Regions from separate parts of the Homo sapiens genome. Here region 1 is linked to region 2. Evidence: chromatin contacts called from ENCODE Hi-C or POLR2A ChIA-PET data. All regions are on one chromosome and are shown on one strand. Each heading gives the region's core, a stretch centred on a gene start or an enhancer-like site at or near the end of the contact. The rest is flanking DNA. Distances are from core to core; before and after follow the strand shown. Region 1 overlaps TM9SF2 (transmembrane 9 superfamily member 2). Region 2 overlaps STK24 (serine/threonine kinase 24).

What was found. A loop is a pair of places that touch in the nucleus more often than their neighbours do. ChIA-PET counts read pairs that join two places held with the same protein, here RNA polymerase II (POLR2A). Pooled maps may share reads with other maps.
Region 1: a map with no recorded cell type shows a loop between it and region 2 (9-fold over the local background). The contact joins two enhancer-like sites. A Hi-C loop is called at or near these places in 1 of 37 single-sample maps with no recorded cell type and 2 of 50 pooled maps. POLR2A ChIA-PET finds 5 or more read pairs at or near these places in 2 of 52 experiments (H1 and activated T-cell).

What each region holds. Positions count from the first base shown.
Region 1 is chr13:99,541,523-99,544,372 of GRCh38, forward strand. It overlaps TM9SF2 (transmembrane 9 superfamily member 2), which reads left to right. Exons shown (of 17, transcript NM_004800.3): 9 at 37-145; 10 at 2,341-2,473. Among named protein-coding and RNA genes, the nearest start is that of LINC01039, 34 kb to the right of the region's middle. RefSeq lists a silencer at 1,309-1,378 and an enhancer at 1,729-1,788. Within about 2 kb of position 1,414, at least 7 of the 41 ENCODE cell types and tissues checked have a DNase peak (open chromatin) inside an H3K27ac peak, as active enhancers do.
Region 2 is chr13:98,508,249-98,510,948 of GRCh38, forward strand. The region is part of intron 2 of STK24 (serine/threonine kinase 24); the gene reads right to left. Among named protein-coding and RNA genes, the nearest start is that of STK24, 68 kb to the right of the region's middle. Within about 2 kb of position 1,408, at least 29 of the 41 ENCODE cell types and tissues checked have a DNase peak (open chromatin) inside an H3K27ac peak, as active enhancers do.

The sequences.
Region 1 (2,850 bases), core at 164-2,663, 1.0 Mb after region 2:
AGCTACAGATTACTCATGATGTGCTTATTTCTACAGCATTATGAATTCCCTGGTCATTGTTCTCTTCTTATCTGGAATGGTAGCTATGATTATGTTACGGACACTGCACAAAGATATTGCTAGATATAATCAGATGGACTCTACGGTAAGTGGAAACATTTTAGTCTTTAGTCTGCCAAGGACACTGTTTATTGTTATTTTGCAAAAAGGTAAAATAATAGCTTTAGAATCTGCTTTTAAAACATTCTTCAAAAAACAAAAACAAAAACAAAAAAATTCTTCTCAAAAGTTATCTTGAATTCACATTTTCAAATAAGAAAGTGATACTTAAGAATTAATATTCTTGGCTGGGCGCGGTGGCTCACACCTGTAATCCCAGCACTTTGGGAGGCCGGGGTGGGCGGATCACCTGAGGTCAGGAGTTCAAGACCAGCCTGACCAACATGGTGAAACCCCATCTCTCCTAAAAACACAAAAATTAGCTGGGTGTGGTGGTGGGGACCTGTAGCCCCAGCTACCTCGGGAGGCTGAGGCAGGAGAATTGCTTGAACCCAGGAGGCGGAGGCTGCAGTGAGCCAAGATCGTGCCACTGCACTCCAGCCTGGCAACAGAGCAAGACTCTGTCTCAAAAAAAAAAAAAAAAAATAGAAATGGAGTCAGCACAGCCTTGGGAGCTGACCTGTTCACAGCCTCCTGTGTGGGAATGGACTGGTGCAGCGTGGGGTGTAGGTGCACAGTTACAACTCTGTAAGGTTTCTCCATCCCTGACACATACCTGTTTGTGAAACCACAAAGTTGAATGGAATAACTCCTAAGCAATTTTTATTTGTGTGGTTAATTTTTTAAAATTAATCTTAACAAATTTGTATCATTTCAACCTTTTGATATATTTAAAATAATTGCATGTTCCAGCCTCTTTAGTCTCAAACTTTTTAAGTTGCACAGTGTTACACATTTTCTACTCTTCATTTCATGGCAGCATAATAAAAGAATTTTCACAAGAATCACAGTAATTTGGAATGAATGCAAAAAACTCAGGTTTTTATTGTATTCTCTTCCCCCAGCTTCTTCAGCCTCCTGTCCCCCAACCTCTCTGACCTGTTCTGATTGGGGAAAATATATATGAATATTCATAAGCTTTTAACGTTTGTACTCTATAGTCTCTTTCCTATGATTTTTATTGATTTTATGTCTTATTAAATATTAAAATGATTTTAAAATACTCTGTTTATAATTGGCTGTTCCACATAATTGCTGTTAATGGAGTTTTATCTTAATTTGCACAGCGTTGCCATGTGGAACCAGGCCAGTGGTGACTCTGCTTCCACAACCCTGTCCTACTTCCCATCTCTTAGCACAGCAGTCAGAGTGAAACTGCTCAAACAGAAGTCAGATCATTTCACTCTTGAGCACGGCCCTCCAGGGACTTCTGTTCAGTCAGAGCAAGAGTCAGAGGCTTTACAGTGGCTTCTAAGGCCCCACGTTACCTCAGCACTCTGCTGCACCTGTGCCGGCTACCTTGCTGTTCCTCAGACCAGGCAGACATAGGTTTCCACCTCAGAGCCTTCACGAAGCTCACTGTTTTATCTGCTAAGAAGGTCTGCCCCTCATTTACATGGCTAGTTCCCTTACCTCCCTCCGATCTTTACAAAATGTGATCTTCCCATTGAACCCCTCCCAGCCATCACATATGTTACATCCTGTCCTGCACACACCCATACATCCTGTTTTTCTGTACAGCGCTTATTACCATCTAATGTACAGTATACTTTCCTGACTTATTTTGTTTATTGTCTGCCTTCCCAATGAGATCATGTACTCCTGAGAGTAGGAATTTTTCTGTTACACTCACTGTGGTATCTGGTGTTTTAAACAGAGCCGAGCTTATAGTTGGTGCTCAATGAATGTTTACATCCATGCTTACTGTATTAGCAAAGTAGCTAGAATATGAGAGCTAATGCCATTTGCTTATTGTGGAGATCATTAAGAGTAGGATGAAGAGGATAGAATGTGACTAAAAATCGTCATCAAGTCAGATCACAAAGCTTGACTTAGAGTAGAATTAGGTAGCAATCACATTGTCTTTGTAAAGTTTCTCAATAAGTATATTTGTAGACCTTAATGTCATAAATTTAAGAAACTGACATATAAGACAGTTCAGCAAAGCCATATTAAGCTCCATGAGTCAAGCTGTATTCTTCAAAATTGAAATAGGTACTAACATTTTTAAGTTTAAAAAAAACCTGTTTTCTGTAACAGCATATTCAACAGTGAACAAACTGTCTATAGTTGTCTTGTTGATACCATGAGACAATCGAACTGATTTCATTCCCCTTTTAGGAAGATGCCCAGGAAGAATTTGGCTGGAAACTTGTTCATGGTGATATATTCCGTCCTCCAAGAAAAGGGATGCTGCTATCAGTCTTTCTAGGATCCGGGACACAGATTTTAATTATGACCTTTGTGACTCTATGTAAGTGTTAACTGAAAATTTTCAAGTAGAAAATACTTTCTAAATACAGTAATTGCTTAAAAACCAGTTTTTCTGGCCGGGCATGGTGGCTCATGCCTGTAATCCTAGCACTTTGGGAGGCCAAGGCGGGTGGATGACAAGGTCAGGAGTTTGAGACCAGACTGGCCAATATAGTGAAACCCCGTCTTTCTACTAAAAATACAAAAACTGGGCATGGTGGCAGGTGCCTGTAATCCCAGCTACTTGTGGGGCTGAGGCAGTAGCTTGAACCTGGGAGGCGGAGGTTGTAGTGAACTGAGATTGCGCCACTGCACTCCAGCCTGGGTGACAGTGCAAGACTCCATCTCAAAAAAAAAAACAAAAAACACCACAGTTTT
Region 2 (2,700 bases), core at 158-2,657:
TGAAAAACTGATGGATTAACTACATTAAAATCAAGGATTTTTTTCCCCAACAGAGGACGCTTCAAAGTTAAAACTAGTGTGATAAAGTCAGAGAACACACCTGTGGTATCAAAAACCAACACTAAGAGACAAGAAACATAGTAGGAAATTTCACAGAAGAATGTATGTTAATAAACAGCAAGAGTATTTGCCTACAAGTAAACCACTAGCCTTTCAGGGTCAGCAGAAAAGAATGCCAATTTAAATGCAACTTACACCACAAGCCCCACTGGAGAGCAGAAATGCTACTTAGAATTTCTGTTGGGACAGAAGATGAGATCTTTCTTGGTAAACTTATTGCTATTGTCCGGGAAAGTGAGGGTGGGAGGAACAGGGGGTATTTTAAAGGGGCCAGGGGCATGTCTGTGTACACAGTGTCTGGTTCCATGCCATACGAGCTATGGCAGAGAGAAAAAGCACTTTCCCCTAACTCTCAGAAAAGGTGGTCTTAAATCAGAATGAGTTAACTTTGTAACATACCACAAACTAACCTTCAGGGCCACGCCTCATATTTTATTCCCATGAAGCTCCCACTTAAAACAATTCACACCTTCTCTGCTTTGAAGTCCATTCTTCAGCTTTGCCAATTTCAAAGCTGTTTCATCAGTTCTCAAAGGGATGGTCAAGCTTGAGGAATGTGACTAGCGCTGGTGAGACTCACAAGAGCTCCTGTTCACAGACTAGAAATAATTTGTAATGAATTAATTTGTAATGTGGCTACCAGGCCAAAACATATAGTTTTGGGCACCCTTTTTTAGTTTCACAATACTTCATAAGCCTAATTATCAGACAATTATTTCCTGACTAGAAAATTGAAAGGGAATTTGATAATCACATGTAATAAACACATTAAACTATAGAAAACTTCCTAGGAGATATGAATTCAACAGAATAATCCTAATGGTTAAGAACATACATAGATGCTCAAAGTTATGATTAATAGAAATGGAAATAAACATAAAATACTGTTATAGCTAAGAGATTGGTGAAAGAAAGTTTTATAGTATCAATGTTGCCAAGAACGTAGACAAACCATGCTCAACACAATTAGCCATGATTAGTCATGAGGGAAATGCATGTGAAAACCATGAGATACTGCTTAACACAATTTTAAAAAAACAAACAAGGGGAAATTGAAACCTTCATTCACTACCATGAGAACATAAGCCACTACTGAAAACAGTCTCAACAGTTCCTCAAAAACAAAAAAAAAAACCAGTTCCTCAAAAGGTTAAACATAAAATTTGTATATTACAGTAAACTCTTCAAATTTTATGTTGCCTTGGCATCCATTTTGAATACAAGTTTAACTTTCTCATACCAGAAGCAGGGCTTAGTCACCCTTGACACGGTCTCCAGTTCTAGACCACACCCAAAAGGCCCAGCTCGCTGGCCAAGATAAGAACTTAGAGGCATCTCCTACACCCAGCAGACTGAGCTCCCCATGTTCCATCTGCTTCCTTTAAACAGAACACTCAGGCCTGCCCGAGAACTTACAGAGCCCCACGCCCTGTTCCCTCTTATATAATGTATACTGCCAGTTGTGCACACTCTCTCTGTCGCTCTCTCTCTCTGCCTGACTCTTCATTCTTGCCTTGTGTAACCCAGGACAGAGGACTGCCTCCTGCCCAGGATATGTAAGTAATAAGTCTTTGAACTTGGATTTGACCACGACATATTATATGTAATATCAAAATATCACATGTACCTCAGATATCTGTACAATCATTATGTAGCCATTTTTCAAAAGCATCTTCTAAAATATATGTTTGAACTTGCTTCCTGTTGTGATGGTGTACGGACTCTGTACCCTCCATCCGAAGAACCAACCACATTACCCCAGGACGTGTGGGAGCAAACAAGGTTGGACTCCCAGCACCAGAATGATGGCCAGGTAGTCAGACAAGACCCACAGGGGTGTCCGTCAGTATAAACAAGTTTCCCGAGTCGGGGCTCAGACCATTATGCGTGAGCCCATCCACCAGGTAAAAGAAGCATCCTGTGAAAGGCACACGGTCATCACCCACATCCAGCTGCCTTTCAGTTCCCCTTAGGGAAGGGTCGCTAGCTACTCTGATACTGGAACCCAATTCAGATGGGGGCTCCCAAAACACATTTGACCCAATAACCCCACTCCCAAGTAATACATCCAAAAGAAAGGAAAACATATCCACACAAAAACTTGTACACGAATGTTCATGGGAACAGTATTCACAACAGCCAAAAAATAAAAACCCAAATATCCACCAACTGATAAATAGATAACAAAGTGTGGTCTATCCACAGAATGGAACATTATTCAGCAATAAAAAGAGCTATTGACACATGCTGCAACAGAGCCCTTGAAAACATGCCGCGTGAAACAAACCAGACACAACAGGACACATGTTCTATAATTACACTTATATGAGGTGTCCAGAATACGCAAATCTATAGAGACAGAAAGGAGACTCGGGAATCTGGGAAGAAATGGGAAGTGAATGATGATGGGTAGAGTATCTTTCGAGGGGATGAAATGTTCTAAAATTGTGGTGATGGCTGCACCGCTCTGTGATATACCAGAAACTCTTGAATTGTATATTTTAAGTGGGTGAATTGTAGATCGGTAAAGGTTTTTATTTTTTTACTTAAACACAGAAACAAAAACCCACAGCTAAACCA